Regions from separate parts of the Mus musculus genome. Here region 1 is linked to region 2. Evidence: chromatin contacts called from ENCODE Hi-C or POLR2A ChIA-PET data. All regions are on one chromosome and are shown on one strand. Each heading gives the region's core, a stretch centred on a gene start or an enhancer-like site at or near the end of the contact. The rest is flanking DNA. Distances are from core to core; before and after follow the strand shown.

Evidence for each region. Hi-C counts contacts between places; a loop is a spot of excess contacts on that map. ChIA-PET counts read pairs that join two places held with the same protein, here RNA polymerase II (POLR2A).
Region 1: a map of heart shows a loop between it and region 2 (3-fold over the local background). The contact joins the promoter of Fam240a here to the promoter of Als2cl in region 2. A Hi-C loop is called at or near these places in 5 of 37 maps with a recorded cell type or tissue (all heart). POLR2A ChIA-PET finds 5 or more read pairs at or near these places in 3 of 5 experiments (Patski and embryonic stem cell).

Annotation. Positions count from the first base shown.
Region 1 is chr9:110,914,378-110,920,860 of GRCm38, reverse strand. Fam240a (family with sequence similarity 240 member A) reads left to right here and starts at 3,963. Exons shown (of 3, transcript NM_001195437.2): 1 at 3,963-4,064; 2 at 4,264-4,409; 3 at 5,835-6,483. The coding sequence starts at 4,267. The coding sequence ends at 5,985.
Region 2 is chr9:110,878,022-110,884,446 of GRCm38, reverse strand. It overlaps Als2cl (ALS2 C-terminal like), which reads right to left and starts at 4,273. Exons shown (of 27, transcript NM_001146059.1): 1 at 4,218-4,273; 2 at 1,624-1,733; 3 at 301-432. The coding sequence starts at 403. Tmie (transmembrane inner ear) reads left to right here and starts at 4,374. Exons shown (of 6, transcript NM_146260.3): 1 at 4,374-5,177.

The DNA of each region.
Region 1 (6,483 bases), core at 2,714-5,213, 37 kb before region 2:
CACAGGAAACACATGCCTGTGTGACAGAATGCACTGAGATGCTAACCCCGGAGCACCCCTCCCATCCCTGTGGGTGAAGGCAGTGGGGCAGGAGTGAGTCTCTACACCAAAGACATAAGAAACATTTCTCCACCTTTATAGAGCCTTAACTTGAGTGTAATAAAATCCATCCACTTTAGTATACAGGTTGATAAATCTTAACAATTACATTCGGCTACCCCACCAAAATTATAAACAAGGACACAGCACATTCTCACAACACTACAAAGCAGCCAAGACCAACCAGCAAACTCCATCCCGCTTCTGTAGATGCGGCTGTGGCTCAGCAGAGACTCTGAGGAGACCACTTCCCTTCCAGGTTATTTCTGCCTGTCAGCCAATACACATGCCCCACTCCCAGAAGCACCTACAAGCCCTCGGACCAGATGAGGACCCACTTTGTCTAAACTCCCATCCCAACAGCTGACACAAGAGGTGTCTATGTCTGTGATAAGAATCCCCTGCCCACTCCGCTAGAGCCCAAGTCAGTGCAGGATGGGGACCCTGTGTCATCCCAGCACAGCTGTTGGGATGAGGCAGATGGGAGTATTAGATATTTTCACTTGTCTTTGCTCTCGTTTTCATATTGTGCTGAAAGTGTGTTTCTAAAGTTGTAATTGATTCTTTTTCTTTTCTTAAAAAATGTATTTATTTTACTTATTATGAATGTTTTGCTGGCATGTTTGTTCGCCACATGTGTGCCCGGTGCCTCTGAGGTCAGAAGAGAGCATCAGACCCTCTGGAACTGGAGTTCCCAATGGTTGTGAGCCACCCTGTTGGTGCTGGGAACTGAGCTCAGGTCCTCTGCAAGAGCAGCCACTGCTCTGAGAGGTGGAGCCATCTCTCCCACCCACCCCTGGTTTTCTTGAAGCTTCAAAGTTACCGACAGCAACTGCTCTAGTTGTGGGCCTAGTGACACTGACAACGAAAACAGATTAAGGAGTTGAGGGAGATGAAAATAGAGTGCACTAGTAAAAATGATTTTCAGGGGTGTGGCACACACCCCAGCATGACCCTGAAAGCAGAAGACAACAGGCAGGAGGGAGTCAGTTCTCCCTTTCTGCCATGCTGGGCTAAGGAATCCAACTCAGGACTGGTGGCAAGTGCTTTATACTCTGAGCCATCCCACTGCCTGGGGTTTTTCTATTTCTTCATACACATATGGAATACCTCTGGGTATGTGACAGCCTTTCAAGGACAGAGGGACGAAAGGGCTTCCCTGATGCTCCTCTGGGTGTAGGCTGTTGGGTGACATTGCTTAACCTAGAAACAGTGGTTGCCCTGCCACCAAAGCATTACATGGCGGTGAGCAGACCAGGCATAATGAGAGTCAGTCACAGACCCAGGAAACCAGACAGCACTGTGTACAAACAAAGAAAATGGACTCTATCCTGAGATGTCAGTTATATTCCCCCAGCTTTGATGATCCCCCACCAGAGAACAGTCAGAAAGTCTGAGGTCTGAGGCTATCTCTCGTCCTAACCCTAGGAATGCTGAGTGGGTCCAGAAGTTCGAGACTAGCCAAGGCAATATAGTAAGATGTTTATCACAAAACAAAACAAAACAAAACAAAACAAAACAAAACAAACCCAAGTCAGGATTGCAGTGCATATCTGTAATCCTAATACCCAAGAGGTAGGAAGGAGAGAATCAGAAGTTCAAGGTTACTCTCAGCTATGTAGGGAGTTCCAGCTTAGCCTGGGCCATAGACTCTGTCTTTTAAAATAATTTTTTTTCAGCTCTTACTCCTGCTTCTTCCCCTTGCCTCTTGCCCCCTTGCTCCCTCCCTCTCTCTCCATTCCTCCACTCCCACCCCACGTAGTCACAGCCAGCCTCTACTTCTCTATTCTCTCCTTTTCTCTGCCTTTCTCTGCCCCTGCTACTCCCCTCCCCACCCTAAATAAACTGTATTCTATACTAAAAAAAATAAATAAATAAAAATCAAACTTTGGATCTTTTTGAGTGCTGACACACTGCCACAGTGGAAGATCCCACATCGTGAAGCTGTTTCATGCATGAAATTCTCTAAAAACGATGTCTAAAACTGCATCCCTGCCATGTGTGTGGGGCGTGCACCAAACACAAATGAGTTTCATGTTTAAAGTGGGGAAAACATTCTATTATGCGTATGTAAGTATTTAAAAAAATCTTTAACTATTTCTGGTCTCAAGCATGTTGGATAAGATATTCAGCTTGTAAATGTATTCAAAACTTTGTTTGTTTGTTTGTTTGTTTGTTTTCTGAGACAGGTTTTCTTTGTATAGCCCTGGCTATCCTGGAACTGACTTTGTAGACCAGGCTGGTCTCAAACTCAGAAATCCCCCTGCCTCTGCCTCCCAAGTGCTGGGATTAAAGGTGTGCAACAACCACCTGCTGGCAAGATTTTTTTAAAGTTTTTAATTGGTGTCTGTGGGAGGGAATGTTTGTGTGCACTTGAGTGCGGATGTATTTGGGGACCAGAAGAGGATGGAGCTGGAGTTACAGGCAGTTGTGAGCTGCCCAGCATGCGTGCTGGGAAATGGGATGGGATCCTCTGGAAGAACAGTTCTTGACAACTGAGCCATTTTTTCAGCCCTCAGAGAATTGTTCTAACAAGCCGGGGACATGGGCTCAGTGAAGACAGAGGTCTGGAAAGAACGTCTGTTTTCAAGCTCTCCTTAGACCCCACCCAACTCTCATGGCCACTGACCATGACAGAATTATGGGCCAGATTTTTAGGAGTCCTGGTGGCCCTTCAACACTCCCTGCTGTGACATCAGCACTCAGTTGTCACACCCTCATCTCCATCAGTACTGCTGGCCTTGCTCTCCAGGTTCTCCCCTCTGGCTTTCCCCAGGGGTACACAGGCCCAAGGCACAGCAGGGGGGTCTTCATTGATACCCCTGGGGCTGACCACTCTCTGGATCATTTGAGAATCAGTGCACACTGCAGCATCCGTCCGTCCATCCATCCATCCATCCGTCCATCCGTCCGTCTCTCCTACTCTGGCCACAGTAGATCCCAGGCTACCTTAGGCAGCTTGGTCGCCACTCCCCCAGACCCACTCTCACCTGTAGTCTACGCCCCAGCATGCCTTGCAGAGATGGTCTGGGCATCATTGATTTCATTCACACACATATGGGCAGACCTTCTTACGTCCCTTGAGCCACGACTTTCCCTCCAGATTGGCGTCTCCTGTGCACGCCTCTTTGGAGCAGGTGCTGACCTTTCTTAGTTCAGATAGGGTCTTTTCATGCAGCCCTAACTGGACTGGTACTCTTCATGTAACCCAGACTAGCTTTGAACACACTCCCCATTCTCTCTCTCTCTCTGTCTCTCTCTGTCTCTCTCTCATCTCTCTTTCTCTCCCCCCTAGCATTGCAGAGACAAAATTGAGTGGATCTTTATGAATTTGAGGACAGCATGAGCTACACAGTAAATTCCAGGCCACCCAGAGCCACACAGTGAGACCCTGTCTCTCTCTCTTTTTTTAATATTTATTTATTTACCATATGTAAGTATACTGTAGCTGTCTTAGACACACCAGAAGAGGGCGTCAGATCTCATTACAGATGGTTGTGAGCCACCATGTGGTTGCTGGGATTTGAACTCAGGACCTTTGGAAGAGCAGTCGGTGCTCTTAACCCCTGAGCCATCTCACCAGCCCAGAGACCCTGTCTCTTTCTCTCTTTTTTTTCCTTAAAGTGAAAATGAGGGCCATCTAGCATGAATGGGGTGCCCATGTGTGTGCATACAGACCGAAAACAGCTAGGTGTTTGTTGTATCAAACCCTGTGATCACTCCGTGTCACACATCCCTTGAGCAGAAGGCTCAAACCTTTCAGAAGTTCGGAGCTTGTCAGGTTATCATTTGAGATGATACAAGTGGTTTCTGTCACCGCTCAGTGAGTCACTGCCTAGTTCACGTGGGTGTCCCAAACCCACAGTGCACACACCTGAGCTTACTGCTAAGGAGTGGTTCCCCTTCCAGTAAAGGAGAATGACAGAATTTTCCTCCAGGCGGGTGTTCACGGCACTCCTGTCCAGGTTCACTCCACTCTCCATGCTTGAACCATCTGTCTTCAGTTCTTACCATGTGTTGACAAGGGATGTTCTCAGGAGGCCAGGTGCCTCCGGCTTTGTGGCTGGCCAGGGTCATAAGAAAACTGTATTCAAATGGATCCTGTATCCTGCAGAATCCAAGGCTCACGCTTGCAAGGGCTTCAATGTCTCCTTGTCTTTTCAGGGGATGAACAATCAGTATGTCCGTCGAGAGGTCTTCTGCAGGAACAGCTGCCATGAGCTCAAGCGGTTCTGGGAGAGGGAGATCGGGAAGCAGGCGTGCTACAGAGAGTCCGAGGAGCACCGCCTAGGAAGGAGCGCCCTGAGAAAGTACGCAGCACATGTCTGTCTTAACACATTTCAAAAAGGTTTATGTTTCTTGTGATGTCTTGCCTGTATGCCTGTATGCCTGTGCAGCATGTGCGTGCAGAGTCCTGGGGGCCAGGAGAAGGTATTGGAGCCTCTGAACTGGAATTACAGACTGTTGTTAGCTGCCATGTGGATGTTCACAACTGTAACTCTGGCTCCAGGGATCCAACACCTCTGGTGTCTTTGAGTATCTGCATTTACACACACACACACACACACACACACACGCGCGCGCGCGCGCGTCCTCGTGCACAGGAATGATGTACACAGATTATTTGAAATAATAAAAATAAGTCTTAAGCAGGGCATGCCTTTAATCCCAGCACTTGGGAGGCAGAGGCAGGGGGATTTCTGAGTTCAAGGCCAGCCTGGTCTACAGAGTGAGTTCCAGGACAGCCAGGGCTACACAGAGAAACCCTGTCTCGAAAAACAAAACAAAACAAAAAAAAAAAAAAAAAAAAAAAAAAAAGTCTTAAGCTGTACAATGGATGCACTGGAGATGGCTCAGAGGCAAGTCTGGGTAACATTAAACTGTTTAAAAAAAGGAAAGAGGGAAGGAAAGGAAGAAGGTGGGAGGGGAGGAGGGAGATAGGAAGGAAGGAAGAAGGAAAAAGGCGGCTACAAAACGGACGTAGGAGGAAATGGCTCACTTTTGGTAACTGGTGAAGTGGTAAACCATTTGCCACTCGGGCTGGAGGGGGTGGGGGGAGCGGAGCAAGAGGGAGAAAGGGAAGGAGGAAGAAAAAAAAATTCACGTACAGCAGTGCCGGCCCACAGCCCCTGTGCTGGGGAGGAAGGCAGGCAGGAAGATCACTAGAATCTTCTGGTTAGCCAGTCTCACTGAATTGGCCAACTCCAGTTTAGTGAAAGATCCTTGTATCAAGAAATAAAGTAGGGGCTGGAAAGCCGGCTCTGAAAGAGAGGGATCTTCTGGGGGGCTCAATTCCCAGCACCCACATGTGGCTCACAACTGTCTGTAGTTCTGGTTCCAGGGGATCCAATTCCCTCTTTTGGTCTCTGAGACACCAGGCATGCACGTGGGACACGGACATGCATGCAGACAAAATATTCATACATATTTTTTAAATTTAAAAATAAGGTAAGGTACTAGAAAGTAAGACACCCGACATTGATTTCTGGCCTCCGAGTGCACCTGCGCACGCAAGACCCCCGACCCCAAACACACATGCATACATATATATTTACACACGGAAAACCTCAGTCAGAAAGTGACTCTCTGGTAAATAAACATGCATATAACATTTGATTTGCAAGTCCTCCGTGTACCCTCCTAAAACCGGAACACTGAATGGTTTCAGGGAGGACGCTTCCCAGAGCCTCAGCTGTAGCGACGAGGGCCCCATCTGTGTGCGTTTCTATTTCCAGACTCAGAGAAGAATGGAAACAGAGGCTGGAGACAAAGCTGAGGCTGCGGAACAACCCAGACGAGGCTGAGAAGCGAGCAAATGTCAGCTCAGAGCTTCCCGCATCCGCAACCGACCGAGGCGCAGAGGTCACTCCATTAGAAGCCAGTTAAACCCCAAGTCCCTCTGCTTGCACATCCTTCCCCAGTGCCCCGCCCCGTGGCAGCTACTTCCTCTCTGCAAGGAAGCCAGGCTAAGATTCCCAACGCCTCTGAACCGTGAGCTTGTATCAAGGCCTCAGACACCGTGTTTGTTTTCATATCATTTCCCTCTCGTTTTAAAATCTTTTAAAGTCTGTGCATATCAGAAGGGATTCCCATCTTCTTGGTCTTACTTTAAGCACTGCATAGTATTTCTGCTCCACCATTTCAACCAAGAAAAGTAACTACGTGAAGTGAAATCTCTTCCTTTAATGAGAAGAGCAATGAGCCCGTCTACAGAAACAGCAGCACCAGTAGTCCATACATAAGGCTTGCAAAGAACCGGTCTCTCTGTGTATTATTATTAATTATTATTATTATCATTATTTATTGAATTGAATCGGCCTTCAGAAACCATGTCTATCAATAAAATATGGAGATAATTTTAATAAATTCAGTCGTTTGCTAGTC
Region 2 (6,425 bases), core at 3,024-5,523:
AACAGGGAGTGAGGCAAGCGGTACACATAGGCCTGTGGTCCTCAGAAGCCATTTGGGAAGGCAACAGCCAGGACCTGGTGGCCAAGGCCTCACTCAGTTCCATCAAAAGATACCAGCACTTCCACTTGAGTTTGAGAAGGCTATCTCAGAATGTCTAACAAGGGAGAAATCGTATCCCTGGGGGGCCCTCCTGTGCCCCCTTCCCCACTGAGGCCTACACTCGCCAGCTAAGAGCAGAGGCTGCATCTTACCGCTGGGAGCCCTCCTGTGCCCCCCTTCCCCACTGAGGCCTACACTCACCAGCTAAGAGCAGAGGCTGCAGGATGAGACTGATGGTTCGAGCAAGAGTCGTTGAGAAGACCTCCTCCAGCCGGAGCAGGTCTGCCTCCTCAGAGCTAGACATAGCCAGGGTGCGGCGAGGCACTCGGCCTACTGGGTAGGAAGGACACAGGTCAGAGAACATGGCAGGGGCGCAAATATCCTCCCCAGTTCCCAGAGGTAAGGCCCATAATCACCTACATCAGAGTCAATCAGTGAGTCCAGCTTCTCACAGAGAGGAGGTCTCTCCTGGCCACTGACCCTGCCCTGCTCCCTGCCCCAGAGGGAATAAAAGCTGAAAACTACCAAGGGAAGCATCGCTTCCCGCCCGAAAGCATGTGTTCTTTCAGCCTAGTTTCGGCCTGCTCAGACACTCCATGAACCCAGGCACCCAGGGGGATAACTACCTCATCGTTCTTTGTCCTGGATATCTTTCCACTGAAAGGCCCCACTCAGGGACTCTGTGATCTTTGGGGCAAGGGGCACAGATGCTATCAGCTATCAGATAGGTTGAGCTATATCTGATATGCTATCAGATATCAGCTCAACAATATGCTGATATCCAGACTCAGGGTCCTTGTCACTAAATAGAGCTCAGTAAGCCAGGGGAGATCTGATACAACAGCAGTCTGGAGGCCTCCTGATGAAGCCACCGGGGAGACAAGAGGACAGCAGAGTGTAGTGGGGCACACCCAGCACTGGGGAGGCAGAGGCAGCAGGATTTTGCTATGGACTCCAGGGCAGTAACCTAAGATATGACCTTATCAGAAAGGAAGGGGGAAAGAGAAGGACTGAGGAGAGGAAAGGAGGGAGAGAGGGAGGGAGGGAAGGAGGGAGGGAGAGAGAAAAAGGAACAGGAAGAAGACAGCTTAGTAGCAAGGAAAAGTAAAAGTTCGGGGCTGGAGAGATGGCTCAGCAGTTAAGAGCACTAACTGCTCTTCCAAAGGTCCTGAGTTCAAATCCCAGCAACTACATGATGGCTCACAATCATCCATAATGAAATCTGATGCCCTTTTCTGGGGTGTGCAGGGTTGGAGCGAGCAGGGTCAGAGCAAGCAGGGGCTGGAGCGAGAGCTAGAAAGTTGGCTCAGCGGTTAAGAACACTGACTGCTCTTCCAAAGGTCCTGAGTTCAAATCCCAGCAACCACATGGTGACTCACAACCCTCTGTAATGAGATGGTATGCCCTCTTCTGGTGTGTCTGAAAACAGCTACAGTGTACTTACATATAATAAATAAATACATCTTAAAAAGAAAGAAAGAAAGGTTCATTGAAATGTCTGCCCAGCCTGTGAGGATGGCCCACCTTCATTGGCCGGCAGACAAGCCTCACTTTGCCTCAGTCAACCCTGAAGATCATGCAGAGCTTCAGAACGAGGGAACAGGAGATCACACATCAGACTCAGCAAGACAAACCTGGTGACAGGTGACAGAAGGGCAATGAGAAAACTCAGCACGGACAGGAGCCCAGCCCCTGTAAGTCCACCTCCCCCAACCAGACTGAGCAGGATAAGTGGGTCCCACTCAGGAACAGGGTCACTGAGGTAGGCAGGCAGATCAGCTGCCCTAACTGAGCGATCTTAAGCAAGCTGCAATACAGCATCCTGACTCGAGGCACAGGTAGTGAGGAAGCATGTCTGAACCTAGTCCACAGCTGGGCTGTCTGTGGCCCTGCTCAGGCAAAGCCTCCCAAAGCCAGCCCTCACTGTCTTCACTTGGCAAGGATGTTCATCTGCCCAAGTGGCCTGACCCGGAGGGACGCCTCGGGGTGGGGTTAAAGCGTTTTCACTCTGCCTTGTCCTGACACTCTGAAAACGTTTGAAATGAGCAGACTGGGGTGAGTCAGATGTCATCGGGGTGGCCAATGATGGGCAGGTAGGCAGGCACCCCAAATGTCATGAGAGCATCACAGGTCCCTGGCAGAACCTAGGGCTCAGGAGAACTGGCTGCAGAACAGAGCAGGGCGGGGACCTCAGAACTCTGGCCCAGACATTCCTGCCCCACCTTTCCTGCTGCAGTTTGGCTGCATGGGGAGGAGGAGAGACAGGAAAAGGAAGCCGCTAGACACCCAACAGGAGCCATCTTTGCTGGCAGTAAACATAGTGCCTCCCCCCAAACACAGACAAGCAGAGGGTGAGGAGGACAGACTCGGGATCCTCTGGTTCGGCATCTGGTTTCCACTGGCCATGAGAGCCCAGCTGAGGGACTGAGGTGGGCCAAGTGACCTGGGCCTCCCTGACCCTCAACCATGTTTCCAGACATTGATAGACTGGAACGTCTATCCCTATAACCTTGAACTACCCTGGTACCCTGCCCACATTTAGCCGGCTGTCCACAAGAGATCCATCTCAGCCTGATATGTCATAGCTTACCCATCCCTGGTCCTCTCTGAAAAGGAGATCTAACTAGACCAGGACATTTCAGACTCCTGTGGTTGCCCCTCAAAAGAATAAACTGTAGAGAGACGCTTCTCTTGGCATGGATAGACTGGACCTGGGTAGATACGACAGACCCAGATTAGCAGCCACTAACTCTATAGTAGTACCTTTTAGGTCTGTGGTCCCAGAAGGATTTCCACCCCCAGGAAATCACATCACCAGAGGAAAGGGCAGACATTAAACATGGATGGTAAAGGTGGCCCAGGAAGGCTACATCTGGAGTCTGATATAGAAGTCTCCCAGCTAGGAGCTAGAAGCGGTGTCGTGAGTAAAAGGCCAGACACGAGTGTTTGAGAGTATGAGCCAGCAAGAATATTCTCTCTAGCCCTGGGCCCAGCACCCATCCCATAGCCCTCTGGTCAACAACACGGCTTCCTCATACTCTCCCTCCTGCCAACTCTGGGGTCCTGAGTGGCAGGCTGTGCAAACGGTGAATTTGAGGCATGGAAAGTCCAGGAGGGTGTAGAGATACTATCTGTAGATCAGGTGCAGAGCTCAGACCCAGGCCCCTCACTCCCAGCCCTAACAGGCTCACGAGAACTAAGTGGCTCAGAGGTGCTGGGTGACTCACTGAGGTACACCCAGCATTCCTAGTAGGGCCCAGCCTCCCTTCTCACCCCGGGTAGACTTGGTTCAAAAGCTGCAGGGTGAGGCCAAAAAAGTTAAGCTGGGTGCACAGGTGACTCAGCTATTGTCCTTGTGGCCATCTAAACAGTAGCTAGACCTTTCCCTTGCATTCTTGGCCTCTGTCCACACCAGATCGCTCCCAAGCAGGGTCACTGGGGCCTTCCCTGCCCTCACCCAGTTCTGGCCCCTCAGGCCCCTTAAGCCGCACCCTAGCATGGCACTCACTCTGGTATTTCCTGATCTGGAGTGGCATGGACCTTATTTCTGCTTTTCCTGGACTATGCTAGAGGCCCATTAATCAACCTACATGCCCGGTGGGCAGTGGAGAAAGTGCTCCAGGCAAGTGCACAAAACTGTCACACGGGCCCTCCAGTCTTCAGCCCCTTCTCTGCCTCTCTTGCCCTACATGCCTCCCAGTCTCCGCATTAGCTTTTCCCGACTGCATTAGTCAGTTCCAAACTACTCTGCTCCAACATTCGGACATCCGTCTAGGCTCCTCCCAGGCAGGCAACACCACCTTTTCGGCTTCTCTGTCAGCCCTTCCGCCCTGACCAGCCAGGTCACCTGCTCCTGGCAGCCTCTCTCCCTCTGGGTGATAAACTCGCACCTGGGTTCTGGCCTGGACGCAGGGCACGGTGCTCGCGCTCCGCACTGCTGCTAGGGGTTGGACCCCGCGCTGCGTTTAAACCGGAGCCGGGCGGCCACGGGACCGGGAGGAGGAAGCTGAGACCGAAGATGGAGGGCTCGTGACCATGGCAGCGGGAGGAGGAGAGAGCCCCCACCCGCAGCTGAGCTCGTGGGGCAGCGGACCCCGCCCACCGACGCGCGCTCTTACCTGCGCTTTGCGCCGCGGTGCCCCGAGTGGCCGCGCAGCTCCGCGCCGGGCCGCCCTTCCTCTCCGCGCCCCGCCCCGAGGTGTTGTTCGCGCGGGGGCGTCTCCGAGGAGGCGGGGCTCGGCCTCGGAATGTCCCCAAGCCAACAACTCTCTCCCAGAGCCTCTCCCGCCAGACTGCGAAAGCTCCCCTTCGGTCGGTCCGCGAGCTCCCCAGGATCGCACCCTGGCTGTCTTTCGCCTTTTACCTCCCTCTCCAGATCCGAGGACGGCAGGCAGTGCCTGGGGCCACCCCGATTTCCTTACCCACCAACTCTGCCCAGGCTGTAGCTCTGAAATCTTGCCGACCCCCTTTGGGTCACTGGGCACCCCCCCCCCCTCACCCTCACACACCCGCGAAGGAGCCCTGGGTAGATTCGGGAAACTTGTTGCTTAGAGCAGTTGGCCATGATGATCCGAAGACCCTGAACTGGGCATGCTTTGGTAGCAGCTACTGCTGTGTGTAACCTTGAAGGAGGCCCCCTGCATTCATTCCGGGTACAGCCTGAAGCTGGCCAGTTTCCTGTGCCAAAGCCTTCGACCTTGGAAAGAGCAGCGCAGTTCCAAACCAAAGTCTTGGAAGGAGGAGGGACCATGGTTCAAACCTGTAACAAAGAGGCCTGCTGTCCAGCTGCCGGGCTCCCTTTTGGCCAGCAAGCAAGTCACCCCTCCACCTGCAGTGGCACCCGGCCTCTAGGAGCTGCTGACTAGCCTGGCTGAGTTGCTTCTAAGCCTTCCAAGCCTGAGTACAGAGAGAAGCCTGGGGAGGAGACAGCTGTGAAAGAGCAAGGATAGTCCACCTGCCCCCTACCCAAGTTTTGGACAGCCTCCATGCATTCTGCCAGAGAGAAAAGAGACTTCTAAGAGTTTCTCAGAAGGGGCCTGCCAACTTCAGCATCCCTGGCTCCCTTGGGGTGCTTTCTGGTGAGCATTTAAGTTCTGCCAATCTGCCCTACAGTGGCAGGCTCCAAGTTTGTTGCCCAAGAACCCTACCGCGGTTGCTGCTCTTGTTCACTTCCCTGCTCCAATCTTGGTCTCTCCATCGTCAAGAACCCTCCCGAGCCTCTTCTTCCCTCTCCACTCGGCCAAAACATCTCCTTCCTTCCAGCCTTTTCTTTCTTTCTTGTAAATACTTTTTTAAAAGATAAATGTATTACAGGTTCTTTTTTTTTTTTTTCATGTATGATGTGTATGTATATCCATGCAGGAGTGTGTGAGTGTGTGAGTGTGTGTGTGTGTGTGTGTGTGTGTGATGTTTGGCTGTGTCTCCTCTGGTGCTTTTTTTTTTTTTTGAGACAGCCTCTCATAGGCCTTCACCTAACCACATAGACTAGACTGAGTGCCCAGTGAGTACCTGACTGTCCCTGCCTCCCTGTAATGGGATTACAATTGTCTGCCACCACACCTTGCTTTTTCACATGGGTTTTGGGGATCATGCCTACATGCAAGTACTGAACTGAGGTGACACCTCAACCCCAGCTTTGCTGCTTTCAATACTCTCCTGTGTACCCCGCTCCCACCTCCCCTACCCCCGAGGATGCACCATCCCCCAGATACCTACTTCTCTAACCCCTGCCCTCTGCCTGCCTGGGAGGAAGAAAGGGGCATCCCAGCTTCCTTCATGAGATGCGACGACTTTCTCATCCACTCAGCCTTCTCACATGCATCCCCACTCCTTGTTCTGTTATCTGCCTCGAGGCAAGGCCTACCTGGTATCTCTTCCAGTTAGTCCTTGACAGAGGGCCGGATTCTGCCCCACTCCCCCGGTAGTACCCAAAGTTTGAGATCTACTGAATCCCCTGCCCTTCCCCACCTCATCACAGGGCTCCTGTTTCAGCTCCTCACAGATTTGCACATGGCATGTGCATGTATACAGTTCCCCATGGGAGGCATGTGGCCACATATGTACTCAGCTGGGCCACACATCTCCATGGTAGCAGCCCCATTCGTGGGCACTTGTGCATCCGTGTCCAAGGACATAGACTGACACACAGACATAGAGCCACATGCAGAATGCAAGGCCCTTCCCTACGCACGCACCAGTGTCTTACCACATTAGCTCAGGTTCATGCACATACAGGCTGGGCTCAGCCCTGAGCTATTCTGGGTCGGGCTTAGGGCCAACAAGTTCAGGAACAGCCAGCTCCCAGCACTCCCAGCTGCTGTGTCACT